Linked DNA regions of Mus musculus: region 1 is linked to region 2. A link is a loop called in an ENCODE intact Hi-C map of the cell type or tissue named here. Cell type or tissue: gastrocnemius. All regions are shown on one strand. Links, peaks and the distances in the headings refer to the core of each region. The heading gives the core; the rest is flanking DNA.

Region 1 (8,468 bases), core at 119-8,118, 190 kb after region 2:
GACCCATAGCAAAAAACTCAGCCTGATCTAGTTTTATGTTCCTTTCACTCTTAAAAGCCATTTCTACACATACTCCCCAGACTTCTGCTTGAATGAAATTAGCAAACGCATTAAGCTCTTATTAGAGCGGCGCACCTCCTTCTGACCTATACTTTCCACCTCGCCTCTAGGAGCCTGTGTTCCTTACGTCTGATTATGTCTAAAGGCAACTGTTGCTGGGTTCTGAGGGACATCAGTATTGTCCTTCCTGGTATGTCCTTCAGAGATCTACACTGCTGGTGTAGCAGATATGAAGGATTAATTTCCTCAGGTGAAGGAGCCAATATTTCAAGGGTACTACTGAGGGTACTACTTCCTCAGGTGAGGTAAACCCTTGAGAATCTGAGAGTTCAAAATTCTCAGCATCAAACAGGGTCTTCCCACACATCCCCAGCCCAAGTTGTAGGATCCCATTCTTTACCAATTATGCCCTTCTTTTAACTGCTGACAACCTCCGAGGCGGAAACATTTCTCGATGTAATTTTTGATGTAATTCAGTCAACCTTATAATGAGGACTTCAGTTTGATTTTCTGCAACTTAAGCCCTGTGGCTGCTGGGGAGAAGATTCTGTTCCAGGGCCCACTTAGAAAGCTTTCTAGTGTTGATGTGCACCTGGAGTCAGTCAATTTTATCACTAAGTTCTTTGGTTGTCCTTCAAGGTATTCTGAGATGCTAGAAGTTGCTTAACTTTATCGTGGAGTTCAACCCTACCCTTTATCAATCTATCCAGAGACACTAAGGATAACTAACCTTTATCCTTTATCAATCTATTCAGAGACACTAAGGATAACTAACCTTTATCCTTTATCAATCTATTCAGAGATACTAAGGATAACTAACCTTTATCCTTTATCAATCTATTCAGAGATACTAAGGATAACTAACCTTTATCCTTTATCAATCTATTCAGAGATACTAAGGATAACTAACCTTTATCCTTTATCAATCTATTCAGAGATACTAAGGATAACCAGCCAGCATCAGTATTTTCCCCCAAACTGTCAAAAGTTTCATATACAGAGTCACCAACTTGCCACTCACAATTGGTTAATCGGACAATCAAGTTTGTAATATAGTTCACACCATGGATTTTCAGTAGTCTCCAAGCTGCCGGGAGAGGAAATGTCTGGAGGGGCTTTGTAGCCATAAGTGTTGGCAAAATGAAAAAAAGCCTATTCCAGACACTTAAAAGAATCACCTTTCTCTCCTTCTAAAACCACTTCTAGTACCAAAATCTGTATTATCCAGTGTTCTCTAGAGTAACAGGTCTTATAGGATGAATCTCTCTCTCTCTCTCTCTCTCTCTCTCTCTCTCTCTCTCTCTCTCTCTCTCAACACACACACACACACACACACACACACACACACACACACATCAATGCCAGTGGTTTTCAACCTGTGGGTCACATTTCAACCCCTTCAGGCCAAATGACCCTTTCACAGGATTCACATGCGGGACATCCTGCATATCAAATATTTACATTATGATTCGCAACAGTAGCAAAATGACAGTTACAAAGTAACAATGCAATAATTCTATGGTGGGGTCACTAGCACACAAGGAACTATTAAAAGGGTTGCAGCATTAGGAAGGTTGAGAACAGTTATTGAAATAACTTATGGGCTACAGCCCAGCCAACCCAACAATGGCTGTTGTGAACAGAAAGTCCAAGAATCCAGTAGTTGCTCAGTCCACAAGGCTGGCTGGCTGGTGGACTTCTTCCTTCTTGCTCATCCTTATACTGGCTTCCAGCAGAAGGTGTGGACCAGATTAAATGTGTGTCTTCTCACCTCGAGATCCAGATCAAAGGTTTATGTCTTCCCACCTCAAAGTCCCAGCCTAGAAGTAGATTCACCCACTTTAAACCAGGCAAAAATAATCTCTCATAGGTGTGCCTTCCATTTCTGGATTGTTGTTCCTTCCAGATGGAGTCAAGCTGACAACCAGGAGCGGCCATCACAGGTGGGCAGAGAAAGAGGGCTGGAGAGAGAGATCTGAGTGAGGTAAGAAATCCAAGCCAGGATGCACATAGGAATCCACTGTGGGATATTCCAGAGCCACTGAGGAGACAAAGCACACATGATTGGTGTGGAGCTTTGACCACGAGCTTTAGGACTTTAATTTCCTGCAGGAGGCCAGAGCACAATAGAGATGTTTCTATATCTGCAGGTGCTACAGTCAGAGGGAGTCCAGGTCAGTCCATCTCCAAGATCTTACCAGGACCCCACCAACGCCAAGGCAGAATCATCGTCAACTTCCCTGTCTTGATCAGTGCTAAAGAGAGCAGGTATTCACATTCACTCACAGAAGGAAGCAGAGGAGACCCTGGGCACCACCTCCTCAGCAGGTGGGGTTGTGTCTTCCTCAGCCCCAGCTCACAGGGAAAGCCACATGTATGCTCCCATCCTCTCCAGCTGCCTGTGAGGTGCACAGATCTTTTTCCATTAGTGAGAGAAATATCTTGTCTCATTGGCCTGAATTGGGTCCTGGGCTCACTGCTGTTTTGAGGAAAGGGGTCAGTATGGTCTTCAGTACTATGACTACTTTGTAATAGCCACTCTGAGGGATTGAAGGCAAACACAAGAGAGCTGGGGGTGGCTGTGGGCATCAAGCTGGTGGGCCAGGGGTGGGCTATCACCTACATTCTTTCCTTGATCAGATAGAAGGTGCTGGGTGATAGAGTGACCTATCTGGGGTCAGAGAACACACAGCCAAAGCAGGCCTGCTCTAGGTGATCTTGATACAGTCCAAACAAGGTGAGCACTCCGAAGGTCCAGGAGACGTACTCCTTACCCCTCATTATGTGTTAGAATCACCTGGAGAGTTCGAAAAAAACAATGCAAGAGGCTGGTTCAGACTCAGTTGTCCCTTTGGGTCTCTCGGATGTCCCACCCGATGAACCCAGAGGTTCCCAGTTGTGATTGAGTTGGTGAGGGAGCAAGTTTGATACCTTGATTTGAATCCTGTCGAACACCAACCCCAGTGTTGATTTACAGGACTTGGTAGGTGTAGTTGGCGTTCTTACCATCCGCCTTAGGCACGGGAGACAGCCTGGGAGGATCTGGCTTGGTTTTGATATGTCTTCAGACTGAATGGAGGCATCCTATTTGATGAAGAAATTGTGTGTGGACCGTAGCTTCCTTTGGCTTCCGAGAGTCCCAGCCTGCTCATGCTGGTGGCATGCCCTGTAGCTTTCCTATTTCTAACTAGTTCGTGTGGGTACTCAAGCCATCTTTCAGCACTACATCTCTAAATGTGCATCTCTCACTTTCTGATTGATCCCCAGGAGCCTGACTGACACCACGTAGTTTTAATATGCAGCTTGGAGAACAGGGGAAGTGTGTAGCAGCAGTTAAGACAAAGGGCATCTGTGGCAGTAAATACTTAAAGTCCGCTCTATTCTCCTGTCCCTGCACCCGCCCAAGAGCTCTGGACTCATGAAGGAAAGACACACACGTGCAACCTTTATATTTTAGTATGGTTCAGCTAGCTCAATGGCTGGCCCACTCTTGAACCTCCACGTGGCTAACACACTCCCCTCTGACATTCCTGAGTTAATACTTGCTAGATCTATATTTCATCTCTGCTACCCGGGCCCAATGAGGGCTTGGCCCCTGGGGCTGCTCTCCTTGATTCTTACACATCCCCGATTCCCTCCCTCAAGCATCTTTTCCCGATGCAGGTCTGTCTCCTTCCCCTCCTAAAGGGGGAACCCCTTTCTTCTCCCTGTCTCTGCATTTCTTTCTTGGGAATCCTAAAAGTCCCACCTCTATTCCCCTGCCCAGCCATTGGCCACAGGCTCTTTATTGACCAGTCAAAAACCAACTGTTGAATTCCCATTTAAGCACAGGGCAAATCACCAATCGGCATCAGAACAAAACAAGGTCATAAGGCCCAAGTTATGTGACATTTTTTCCACCCAAAGCCTCTGATGGCAGTCCCCTCAGCCTGTGACATGGACCGCAAGCACATTGTGAAGGCTGAATGTTCTCAGGTATCTAGGTGCTCCGTGAACACGGGATGGAACGATGGCCACTGCTCCCATTATAATGTCGGGCTATTCTGGGCATGAGCTATAAAATACTATTCTAACAAAAAATGAAACCTGGAGTAGCAAGATGGCTCAGAGGGTAAGAAGGGCTCTCTGCCACACCAGACTACCTAAGTTTAAAACCAGAACACAAACGCACATGCACACGATTTTGTAAAAAGTCTTTAAAAAAAAAAACAACAGGGTTTTTAGTGGATCACAGACTCCTAGAGTGTTTTAATGATGTTTTGGATGCAGGAAACTCTGAGACAGACACCTCTGATTTTGTTTTCTGCTGCCGATGTTCATTTTTGGTGCTGATGTCACTGGTGACCTCAGGCCCCTATCCTGCATTGCCAGCCCATATATCCCTGGCTATCCCTACCTGCGGCCTCCTGTCCTCCCTAAGGTCTATCTGACCGGCGCCCTCTGGTGGCCGCATGCTGCATTCACCGCTCCTTAGCCACGTGCTTGCTTGCCGAAAGCTGCCTTGAGATCTCTAATTTGCTATGATTTCTTCCAAGAAAAGCCACGGATGCACACACACTAGTTAGACCTTTGATGGGATGTTAGCAGCTGCTCTTTTGTATATTCTCCCCCCTCATCATCGTGTATGACCCCAGTTGCTCCTGTCAATGCCATCTGTCACTCAGGATTCAGGAGCTAGTACCTTGAACAAACACTGTGTGTCAAGCAGTGAAGTTTCTGGTGTATTAGAGAGCAAACCTATGCGTTCCTGGATTTTAAGTTGCAGCAGGGGAGACAGATTAAAAAAAAAAACAGCAAGAAGTACTCTACAGGGTACCTACAAGGTGAGGGTTGGGAAGGTAGAGCGGGGCGGGTACGAGTTCAGAGTAGGTTAAAGTTCAGGTGAGGTTAAAGATATCAGTGTAGGGGTGAGGTTAAAGATGTCAGATCAGGACTTGGGGGAAGAGAGCTGGTGTGAGCCATGGAGACTTTCTGGGGAAAGAACATTCCAGGCAGAGAAAAACCTGCAAAGGTCCAAGATCCTGCTTGCCCGGTTTAAAGACCAAGAAGAAAGGTCCATGGAGGTTTTACTTAATGTTTGTGTTTTTCTCAGTAAAACACCAGAATGGTGTCAGGACCGGGAACTGTGCGCTGGGAAGACAGGACAAAAAGAAACAAAGTCCCTGCTCTCCACTCTGGTGAGACTCGGGTAGTAACAATCAGCTACCCAGAGTTCACTGAAAGACAAAATGTATTCTCCTCTAATTAACAGCTGTTTCCACTCCCTCCTTGCTGCTTCCCACCCACTGGATAACAAGTTCTGTCACAAACTTGGACCAAGGACATATTGAGCAGTGGCCTTTCAGTTTTACTGTAGTACCACAAAGGAGACAACCAGGGATGGAGAGATGGCTCAGCTATTAAGATCACTTGTTATTGGACGCAGGTTCTATTCCCAGCACCCACATGGTGGTTCACAACCATCGGTAAGTCTAGTTCCAGGGGACGCAACACCTTCTTTTGAACTCTGTATACCAAGCACTCATGTGGTACACATAACATGCAGGTAAAACATTCACTGTAAAATAAAAAACACAAATCAAATTGAGAGAGAGAGAGAGAGAGAGAGAGAGAGAGAGAGAGAGAGAGAGAGAGACCCATGTTTCTTCTCTGCAGAATACAGCCTCTGATTTTTCTTCTATATTCCACTGCCCAGATCCTAAACCCCAGCACCTGCACCAAGAATAAAGCTGATGTGGTAGGAGACAAGGCTGGGCCAGTGTCATAGCATGAAAAGCCTTGGATAATTTAAATGTACTAGTTTAATGAAACAAGTCTGGCAGCTCGAACCAGAGCCCTTTCCAAGAGCCCCATCCTGCAACTTAACCAGGCAGTGATTTGGGGCACAAGGCTGAAGTCAGGTCCTGAGTGTGAGTTTGGCAGCCTGCCACTGCCTTCTTCAGGTTAAGCCCGCCACCTGTGATGAACTGCAGCTTATTGGCTGTGATTGGCTGTGATCAGCGGTTACGGCATTGAGCTCCTGCCTGGGATTGCTTGTTAATTCTGTAAGTTAGATTTCAGAGCCTTGAGAAAGGACTTGGGTCTGGAGGGTGCCTCTGCGGATAGTTAGGTAGGTTTGACAAGTGATGGTTGTCTGGGATGTCTCTAAGCTGAGGTAATAAGCAAACTACAGAGGGGAGATCCCTGGTGGTGGAGCAGGAATGAAGAGTCTAGGGACACTCTTGTGCCATAAGATTATTGGCACAATGGCTCTAAGGCACTGGAGCTTCCCTGAGAGTCTCAAGCTGGAAGGAAAGGCAAGACCAGTTGTACAGCCCGAGGAACCATCTCTGCTCTCTTCAGATGACATTCCACTTCTAACAGCTTACCATATTGCAACGGGCCAGGACGTGGCTCCATTTAAACTTTAACACCAGGTCAGGACTTCTAAGATGGACTTGGGGTTCACTGAGCCTCTTTGTTCCTCTTCTCAATGCAGCCACATTGAATAGATCTCCTTTCTCCATTCTCCACTATTGCATGTTTCTGCAATTGATATATTGAGCTTAGCTTCTCAGAGCCACTAGGATACAGGCTTGTATCCTAAAAACTCCAGTAACAAGAAGGCCTCCCCCCGCCCCCCGTGGGGGCTGGATGGCTCAGTGATTAAGAGAATTTAACTGCTTTTTCACAGGACCTCTAGTTTGGTTCCTAGCAATCACTACAATTGGCTCACAATCACCTTGAATTTCAGTTCCAGAGGGATCTAGTACCTCTGGCCCCCAAGGGATATAAAATAAAGTCAATAATAATAATAATAACAAAAGAAGAAACAGAAGAAGAGGGAGAGGAAAAGGAAAAGAAGGAGGAGGAGGAGGAGGAGAAGAAGAAGAAGAGAAGAAGAAGAAGAAGAAGAAGAAGAAGAAGAAGAAGAAGAAGAAGAAGAAGAAGAGGAGGAGGAGGAGGAGGAGGAGGAGGAGGAGGAGGAGGAGGAGGAGGAGGAGGAGTAGTAGGAGAGGAAGAGGAGGAGGAGGAGAGGAAGAGGAGGAGGAGGAGAGGAAGAGGAGGAGGGGGAGAAGGAGAAGAAGAAGAGAAGAAGAAGAAGAAGAAGAAGAAGAAGAAGAAGAAGAAGAAGAAGAAGAAGAAGAAGAAGAAGAAGAAGAAGAAGCCATCACCACCATGAGGTGAAAATCTAAGACTAGAATATTCAGAAAGTGAAACAGGTAGATGAGGGGGAAGGTTAGAATGGGGATGAACTGGTAGTGAACAGGGAACACTGTCTAGTACCAAGGAGAGCAGAATAGTGCTGCAGAAAGCTGAGTCCACTGATGGATTCAGCAGTCAGAATGCTGTTGCCATTGGCATCTGTCAGGGAGCTGTGAACAGGCAGGGCCATACACAGTCCCTAAGGAAGAAGAGACCTGTTTAAGATGTTTGGCTGTGCCGAGCAGGGGTGAGGATCATCTAGATGGGAGGACTATGGGGCATGAGATGCCTGCTGATGAGCCTTTCTTCCTGGGCAAAATCAATAGCAGCCCCAGCGCATGGACAAGAAAGGGCACGTTTTGGTAGAACGCAATGTAGCTTATGGCAGTCAGTCTTTAGTCTGGGACTCTTTCCAAAGAATTGTGCCTCTGGTGGCGTTGCTGAGGGAATCAGCTTCCAGATCAATTTGGTTGGGAAGCTGACCTGACACGCACACACATCTGCTTCATTCAACGGGCTGTGAAAATACCTGGGGCTGCAGAGGAATAAATAAGAGTGGAACATTTTCTAGGATCAAGGCTGCATGAGACAACTAATGTGAGTTTAGTTTCTTTACATTTGACCAATATTAAACATTACAACATAGCTGTATAATGATAACAGAAAATTTCAGAAATTGGTATGGATGTCAGACAATATTCAGAAGAAAGGAAATTAAACTTTGGCTCTCTGCTGCTGGAAGTTGACGTGCTACGCCTACTGAGGAAGACCCAGAGGTTTGCAGGACCACGTGAGCCATGGCCTGGCCATCAACATGCAGTTCATTTTGACAAGTATCCCCCAGTTTACTCTGCGGAAAGTTGGCACAAGGTAACTCGTCACTGATAGGACAACGAGATCCTTTGCTTCAGGCTCGACACCCTGTAGAGCTATTCAGCTAGCACAGGCAAACAAATGCTTCCCCAGACGAGGCTGGGGCTGCCTCATCCTTCCTGCACTTGGTGCGCCCAGACTGTCCTGAGTTGTAGACGGAGATGATGCTGGAGCCTGTCCTGAGGAGGACCGACCGTATCATTCAGTGGAAGAACTGAGGTTCAGGGTCTTTGGAGCGCTTGTATCTTGGGAGGCTTGAAGATACAGAGGGAAGATATAGCAGAATTCCCCAGTCCAGTCAATTTAAATATTAATACAAGAAGCCTGTGATTGGATAGGGGAAAGGGAGG
Region 2 (8,468 bases), core at 300-8,299:
TTCAGCCAGTTTTGAGATTTGGGAGGGGTATGAACCCATGGCACTTTGTTGGTGTTACCAACGGGCCCTGCTAGGAATGAGGAAGTCCACTCTTAGCCAGGCTCCCTAAGCTTTTTCTCTGGAGGAGCACACCACTGTGCTCAGATCCTTTCTAAAGCACCTCTGAAAATAGAACAGCTTCAGGAAAGTCTTGGTCAAAAATGCCCAAATTGAAAATGGAAGATCAAAAGACAGCCTGTGGATATAGGTGCTGAAGTCACTGGGACACTATCCTTGGTAAATAGCGGTCTCACAGAATGAGTTAGCTCCTGTAAGAGTGATTTGCTGTACAAGAGTGAATCTGGGCCCTGATTCTCTCTGTCTTCCTTTCTCTTCACGTAATCTCTCCTAGCTTGATGCGTGATGCTGTTGTGTGGTCCAGGCAAGAAGGACCTGAACCAATGGAACTACCTAATCCTGGACTTTCTCCAAAAAGAAAACTAAATGTATCCCTTTGCTTTATAAAGTGTCCACCCTTGGATATTTTCCTATAGTGCCAATAAACAAACTAATTAAAAAAGAATTTAGCAGAATTCTTGATTCTATTTTATTCCAATGACTGCTACAGAGAAAACAAAATTCACACCAGCAGGATAGACATGAGTTAGGTATTTTCAGGAATAAACCATGCGCTCAAAGAACCATCATTATTATGCTGACATGAGTTCAAGTCCTAGCTTAGACACTGCAAGTCTAGTTGTTACAATGTAATGTTGACTTCCTGTCTCTAAGATAGATCCTAGAGCAGACACTTTTCTTCTAGAGTGAATTTTAACTAAAATTCTTGGTTGCATTTGTCTAAAAGCCCAATGAGTTATCTAAAAGATAAATTCATTTGTAAATTTATTCTTTTTTTTGTTTTGTTTTGCTTGTTTGTTTGTTTGTTTTTGTTTTTCAAGACAAGGTTTCTCTGTGTAGCCCTGGCTGTACTGGAACTCACTCTATAGACCAGGCTGGCCTCAAACTCAGAAATCTGCTTGCCTAAGGTTTCTCTGTGTAGCCCTGGCTGTACTGGAACTCACTCTATAGATCAGGCTGGCCTCGAACTCAGAAATCTGCCTGCCTCTGCCTCCCAAGTGCTGGGATTAAAGGCATGCGCCACTACCGCCCAGCTCTAAATTTAAGCTGTTACCATTGTAGAGGCAGTGGGACCTAGGAGAATGGAGTCAATAAATGAGGTAGACTAAAGTCTCATCCAATAGCCAACTTTATTTAGAGCATCAGACAGTTTCTGCTCCAAAGGTTAAAATAGTTCACCTGAGTAAATTTCTCATGGGTTCAAGCTGTATACAGTTACAAAGATAAGCCCAAATGAAGCAAAAGCACGTTTTCCCACAGAGGCACATAGAGCATAATTTAAACATGTAATTGAATAACAACAGCAAGCAATGATGCATAATCTGAAATAAATTCTCTCCAATTTGCTACACCTGGGAGGAACATGAACACATATTCCAAGAGCAGTTCTGAGTTTTGAAGAAACTGAGGTCACAAGACTTTTGTCTTGTTTTCTTAGAGTTTTCTCACAAGCCCTCAGAATTTCTCACCTGACTCCATTCTCGACTATGTTCCAGCAACAAAGGCTAAAGGCCACGCCTTAGTTGGTAAGTAGCGTATCATTTAATGCTATTAATTGTTTGTTGATCCAAATTTTTACATGTCTGGGCAACACAAAGTCTTCTACTAGTTTTGCAGTTTATCTAGCTCTGGTTTGCTAGTGTTCCTAGGAGGTTCTAGCCCAAGTCCTCCGGCTCATCTCTTACCTATAAAAGTTCTTTATTAGACTTAATCTGTCAATATAAAGTCAGTTTCTTTGTTTAAGTAGTACATAAATAATTAGTGATGGAAAGTGGCTAAGACTCTGTGAACAGAAATGTGTGAGACAGGCTGTGCAACCTTGAAGTCACAAGTTTTCCAGGAAGACAAAATCACCGAACGAAACTTGACAGAAAAAAAAGGTAACACACGCCGGAGCGTGGTGGTGCACGCCTTTAATCCCAGCACTCAGGAGACAGAGGCAGGTGGATTTCTGAGTTCGAGGCCAGCCTGGTCTACAAAGTGAGTTCCAGGACAGCCAGGGCCATACAGAGAAACCTGTCTCGAAAAACCAAAAAAAAAAAGGTAATAGATATTAAAATGCTGCACCTTGTTTGTGGTGCACGCTGTAACTTCTTGAGCCATTCATATCGTTAGAGACACCCAGTGTTCAGTTTGTTTACAAAAGGAATAATTTGGTGAGTGGAAATAGTATTTAGCTATGGAACACTTATTAATTGGGGTGGTAGATGTGGTGTTTGTCTATACTTTGTGAAGACAGGGACAAGAGAATCAGGAGCCCAAGTCCAACCTCGGTAACCAAGAAAGGAGTTGGAGCCCGCCTGGGTGTCTTGGTGACTTTTCTTTTTTTTTTTTTTTTTAAAGATTTATTTATTTATTATATGTAAGTACACTGTAGCTGTCTTCAGACACACCAGAAGAGGGCGTCAGATCTTGTTACGGATGGTTGTGAGCCACCATGTGGTTGCTGGGATTTGAACTCTGGACCTTTGGAAGAGCAGTCGGGTGCTCTTACCCACTGAGCCATCTCACCAGCCCTTGGTGACTTTTCTATTTTGTGATAAAACTCAATGACCAAGGCAGCTTATGGAAGAAAATGGATTATTTGGGCTTACAGTTTCAGAACATTATGGTGAGGCACACAGCAGCTGGCAGGCAGGCAGGCAGGCATGTTGCTGGAGTAGTAGCTGAGAGCTTACATTGATCCACCAGCATGGGGCGGAGAAAGCTAACTGGGAACTTTTGAAACTTTAAAGTTTCAAGCTGACTTGAACTTTTGAAACTTTAAAGCCCATGGAGTGACCCACCTCCTCCAACAAGGCCATACCTTCTCTTTCCCAAACAGTTTCAGCAACTGGGGACAAAATACTCACATATATGAGCCTATGGGACAACCTCACTCAAACCGGCACAGTAGGCTGCTTGAGACCCTGTCTTAGATGGAATTCCAGTATGTGTGATCTAGGTTGACCCTCGGCCTCTTGGACCACAGTATGATCCTCCTGCCTCAGTCTCCTGAACATTCAAAACTATTTGTGTGCCACCTTGCCCAGCTAAATGGTGAGTTAAGGAAAGAAAGCAATTGGATTGGCAGTCTTAACAGGCCAGGAGTGCTATGACTCTGAAGCTGTGGTGGAGCTCTCCTTGCATGGCCATTACTCTGACCTGATTGGTGCAAAGAGCACAGAAGCCCAGGAATCAGGACCTCACAGGAGGTCTCCAAAGACCATTTTTAGTAACTCTTACCATCCGAGTCATTTTCTCTCTTTACATGCATCTCACATAAAGTGTTGGCCTGTCCTGAAATATGCCTGGTGCTTTTCATGCAGCTGGGTACAGAAATGAATTCCAATATATTCATTTATCACAAAGATGTTTTGGCCTTTATTGGACGGGTGGTTTGATCGACTCGGGTGCCTTGCCTAAACAGCATGAAAATAAAGGAGTTTTGGATGCAGTTTTTAGAACATTAATCTAAATGAGCGCTGTGCCTTTCCAATGGCGGGTTTGTTTTAACACCAAGACCTCTGCTTAAAATACAAAACTTTCTTTTTTTCTGAAACTGGTTACACTCCAGGCTCTGCTCCCTCCCGAGGAGAGGATTAGAAGGCCAGGAATCCATCTAGATCCGCTTCTTCCAGTTGGGGGAAGAAAACAAAGAATCTTCCTCCCTTAGTCTTGTTGGGATCACTATTCACTCAGATTCAAATGCAAGCTTCCTACAGGGGGATCTCCTATTCCCACCCAAGGCAGTTTCTTCCAGGCGAAGGGCTAAGTACCTCACCAAGACAGAAGAGGGCGCTGTGTGGCTCACCAACACCGACTCAGATGGGAGGTCTGCATTAAAGTCCAACGCAGGGAAACTGCTTGACTCTGATTTTCACTGCCTTAGTTTGGTTGCACCCATCTGATTAAAATCTCCGAAGCCAACATGAAGTGCCACCGACTCTGGATAAGCCTCCTCACCTTGAAGATTAGGAACTTCTGGGTTTGTGGGTATCAACTTGCCCAAGGCGTACCGAAAGATCGCTTGTCTTTCCTGCTTAGATTCCTTCCTTAGTCACCGCTAACCTGGCCTGTTGACACTAGGGCAATTCAGCAATTCTTCTGACAGCTTGTGACTCTTCCTTCATTTGTAAATACAAACAAACCCCTTTGTGGTTACAATGCTCCTGTCTTATTTTTAGCCATTAAAGTAAAAATGCCACAGATCAGGTCGCTAAAAGTCAAACATTCATTTTTCCCACCTGTGCTTCGTGGAAGTCCCAGAGGAAGATCCAGCACCTACTGAAAACCACCATCCTGGCTTCTGTCCCCACACCATGGAGAAGGGAGAGACTCCAGTATTTCTCACAAGGGCAGGGGAACCCCAGTTCTGAGTGCCCCCAACCTTATAATTTATTCATCTCTCGAAGGACTCATCTCCACATTCTATCACATGAAGCGACTGTGCTCTCAACATATGAGTGTTTGGGGGGAGGGGGGCAGAAACAGTCAGTCCCTGGCAGCTTACAAACACATATCCCATTTGTTTTTTGTTTTCTGTTTTTCTTTCTTCCACCTCAGACTCTGCAAACCAGAAGTATTTTCCTTGTCAGTATAACAAAAGAATGACAGAAACCAAACCAAACCAAACCAAACACCAGGAAAGGCATTCAAGGAAAGTGTTCAAACACCATAACAACATTCACTCTACTGTGGGTCCGTGGTTTTTTGTTTCTTTGGTGTTGCCAGCTCCTTGAGTGAAACACACCCTCACACTCTGAGAACGAATTTGACTCTTTAGAGAAAGCCATAACTATTACATAACAATGCAGATGGACTGAGTAGGCAAGCTATTTGATCAGCAGACAAAGGCTTTGATAAAACAGAGGGGAAAGATGTAGGAAAAGAGAGGGTCAGCTCTCCTGCTAACTAATCCAGTGCCTGGGGAATAAGACTCATTCCCAGGAGAAAGATGCTGTTCGTTCCTAGGCACAGAATCAGGTTTTAGAAGCCCACCTCCCAACACCAGGACTATGGTGACCAAATAGTGACACAAACTTGGAGGGAAGAGACCACCCCCAAACCATAGTAGGAAGTCCCCCTGGAAAGTTGTTTTTGGGCTGTAGTGGGCAAACACAGTCTGAAAATAATCTCAGACTTTCAGTTTCTGTCACCCTACCCCCAGCTCCACCCCAAACAGTTTCTTGAAACTGTTATGTGACCAGAGGACACATAAACACCATACTTCAGACTAGGGATACTGCTCAGCAGCCAAGCCCTTCCCTAGAATGCACAAGACCTTTGAGGAATGCTGCCTTAAGTTTTGTTTCCCCTTCTCCTCAAGCTATGATAAAACTAACAAAAGCAGCTTAAGTGGGGGAAAGTTCATGACATAGAAGGGAAGGCGGTAGGAGTCTGAAGCATCCAGTCACATCGCATCCACAGCCGGAAAGCAGAGAGGCATGAATACTTGCATGCTGGAATTAACTCTGAGTTATAAGATCTAGGATCACGTGCCCATAGAATGAGCTAGCCCACGTCGAAGATGAGCCTTCCTGCATCATCTATGAATGACATTGAGATAACTCCCCAGGGACCCATCTCCCAGGAGATTTTAGAGTCTGTCCAGTTGACAAAAACCATTGGGAAGCCCTTGGTTCAGTCCACAGTACCGCTACAAAGAAAAAGAGAGGAGGTGGGCAGGAGGGAGGAGAGAGAGAGAGAGAGAGAGAGAGAGAGAGAGAGAACATGCACCTTAGGGAGATGGCTCAGGGAGTAAGTTCTTGTCATGCAAGCATGAGGATCAGAGTTCATAACCCCAGAACACATATAAAGCTAGATGTGATAGCATCCCTGCATTCCTATAAGGACATAGAAGGTGGACACAGGAGACTCCCCAGAACACATATAAAGCTAGGTGTGATAGCATCCCTGCTATAAGGACATAGAAGGTGGACACAGGAGACTACTCAGAATCTCACAGGCCAGCTAGCCTGGCACTCTCAGAGATCAACAAGGTAGAAGGCGAGGGCAAACAACAGACTCCGTCTTCTGGCCTTCATATGCTCACCGTAGCACATGCATTCACCATGGTACACATGAATGCACATTTATACATACCTTGTCCATGCACATACACGCAGATTTCATAAAAAGAAATGGCCACATTTACACTTTACATTTGGTCTCTGGAACTAGCTGGTGTGATGTTATCAACCACTTAGAAGGCTTTGCAGGAAATTATCTCAGTGTTGCTTCTATTTTGGGTAGCATAAAACAAACCATGCTATAAAACCACTTCAAAGCAGTTTCCTAGCCAAAGAGTTGCCAGTTGTGTTCAAGTTATTTCCATATTTGCATCTTAGCAGGCCTTGTACCTACAGAGTTGCCTCCGTTCCTCATGCCAAGGTCTTTGCTAATTTGGAACATGAAGTGAGCTCTCTTCCCATTGCAGAGGACACCTCTGGTGTTAACTCACGTGGGCTGGAATCAGAAGAGGACAGGTCCTGTCCTCTCTCTCCTTCCTTCTTAACAACGTCATTAGTCCTTGTTCAATGGGCATGTCACATACTGCCCTGTCCTCTTAGAGAAAAATATTGCTCATGTTTTGTAAAGTACTTAGACTTTTTTGAATGACAGCCAAATACTGAACTGTGAAGATGAGAGAAACTCTTGACAAGTCTTAGTCAAGATCCTCAAGGTCAACCTAATAGAAAATTTAGGAAGAGCTTACAGTTTGACATACAGTCTTCCGGCTCCTCAGATCAGTAGCCTTTTGGGCCTAAAGCCAATTTTTCTTTCTTTCTCTTTTTCTTTCTCTTTCTCTTTCTCTTTCTCTCTCTCTCTCTCTCTCTCTCTCTCTCTCTCTCTCTCTCTCTCTCTCCCTCTCTCTCTCTCTCTCCTCCTCCTCCTCCTCCTCCTCCCCCCCCCTTTTTTAAACATAGGGTTCCTCTGTCTTTAAACAGCCAGGGCTGTTTAAACGGCCTGGCTGTCCTGGAACTCACTCTGTAGACCAGGCTGGCCTTGAACTGAGAGATCTGCCTGCCTCTGCCTCCAGAGTGCTCAGATTAAAGGCGTGTACCATCGTTGCCTTGGGTATTCCTCCTCTTTACTCTCAGGTTTTCATTTCTGTCAAGAATATACACTAAGGTTTACACTCTCGGGCTCACAGAGCTTTAGCCTGACCCAGGTTGAGACTGAGCTGGCAGGGAGGCACATAGTCTGCTACCTGTTCTTCTATATAGTACTCCAGGGAAATTGATCTAAGAAGTCACCCACGGACGCTGAGATGAGCTGATGATGACAGCACAGACTCTTGAAGAAAAACAACCAGTGGTTTGGGGAGCAGAAGAAGCACTGGTCTCCACCAGAACTTATCTGGAGACAAAACAAAATAAAACAAAAATCCATTATAGCCAAGTACCCCGAGTGTGCGGTGATCATGAGCGAACACCTGAAGTATATTGCAAAATGTGCTGTCAACAGTAGAATATGCTTCAGCAATGATGAGAAGCACATAAAAACATTTTTACTACATTTGTTTTGTGTGTGTGTGTGCGCGCGCACACGCACACGCGCACTCACACACACACACACACACACACTCACGCATGCACGTGCCATGCTTTTTTAGTGTACCGTGGAGCATATGTAGAAGTTAAAAGACAACTTCGGGACCTGGGTTTCTTCGTTCATGAGGTCTGTCTTAGTGTTTTTATTGCTGGGATGAAACACCATGAGCAAAAGCAAGCTGGGGGAGGAAAAGGGTTTTTCAGCTTCCACATTGTAGTCCATCATTGAAGGAAGCCAGGACAGGAACTGGAATGCGGCTGGAACCTGGAGGCAGGAGCTGATGCAGAGGCCACAGAAGAGTGCTACTTATGACTCGCTCAGCCTGCTTTCTTATAGAACCCAGGACCAGCAGCCCAGGGATGGCGCTCTCCCATTGATCACTAATTAAGAAAATGCCTTACAGCTGGATCTTATGGAGGTATTTTCTCAACTGAGGCTCCCTCCTCTCTGATGACTCCAGCTGTGTCAAGCTGACAACCACAGCCAGTCAGTACAAGGTATCTGGCATGGAACTCAGGTTGTTAGAGTTAGAGGCAAGTGCCTTCCTTTACTCATTACGCCTTCTCACTGGCCTGATGAAACACATTTTTCTTAAAATGTTAGGCACACATGTAAGAATGCAAAATATTTCTTTGAGGATTAAGAAACCAGAATCCAAATAAGTCACAGAACATGCACAAAAGAGTGTTGTTTGCAAGTGGAAAGACCAGAACTCGGATACCAATCTTGCAAATATATCTTTAATATTTTTCTACAATATGGTGACTTGGGTGCCTAGAGAATCTGACTAATCGATGAACTCACCCCCGCACACA

What was found. A loop is a pair of places that touch in the nucleus more often than their neighbours do. Peaks named below come from ENCODE experiments on the same cell type or tissue, not always from the same donor. Only the 100,000 strongest peaks of a DNase experiment are listed, where the experiment ranks them.
Region 1: it touches region 2 in a loop (2.5-fold over the local background); 13 of 42 quality-filtered maps call a loop at or near these places.

What each region holds. Positions count from the first base shown.
Region 1 is chr10:8,711,377-8,719,844 of GRCm38, forward strand. No RefSeq gene overlaps it. Among named protein-coding and RNA genes, the nearest start is that of Gm24374, 73 kb to the left of the region's middle. In gastrocnemius, for the core only: a CTCF peak has its summit at 4,511 (motif pointing left); DNase peaks (open chromatin) are centred at 4,504 and 5,998.
Region 2 is chr10:8,525,479-8,533,946 of GRCm38, forward strand. No RefSeq gene overlaps it. Among named protein-coding and RNA genes, the nearest start is that of Ust, 11 kb to the left of the region's middle. In gastrocnemius, for the core only: a CTCF peak has its summit at 3,888 (motif pointing right); a DNase peak (open chromatin) is centred at 3,899.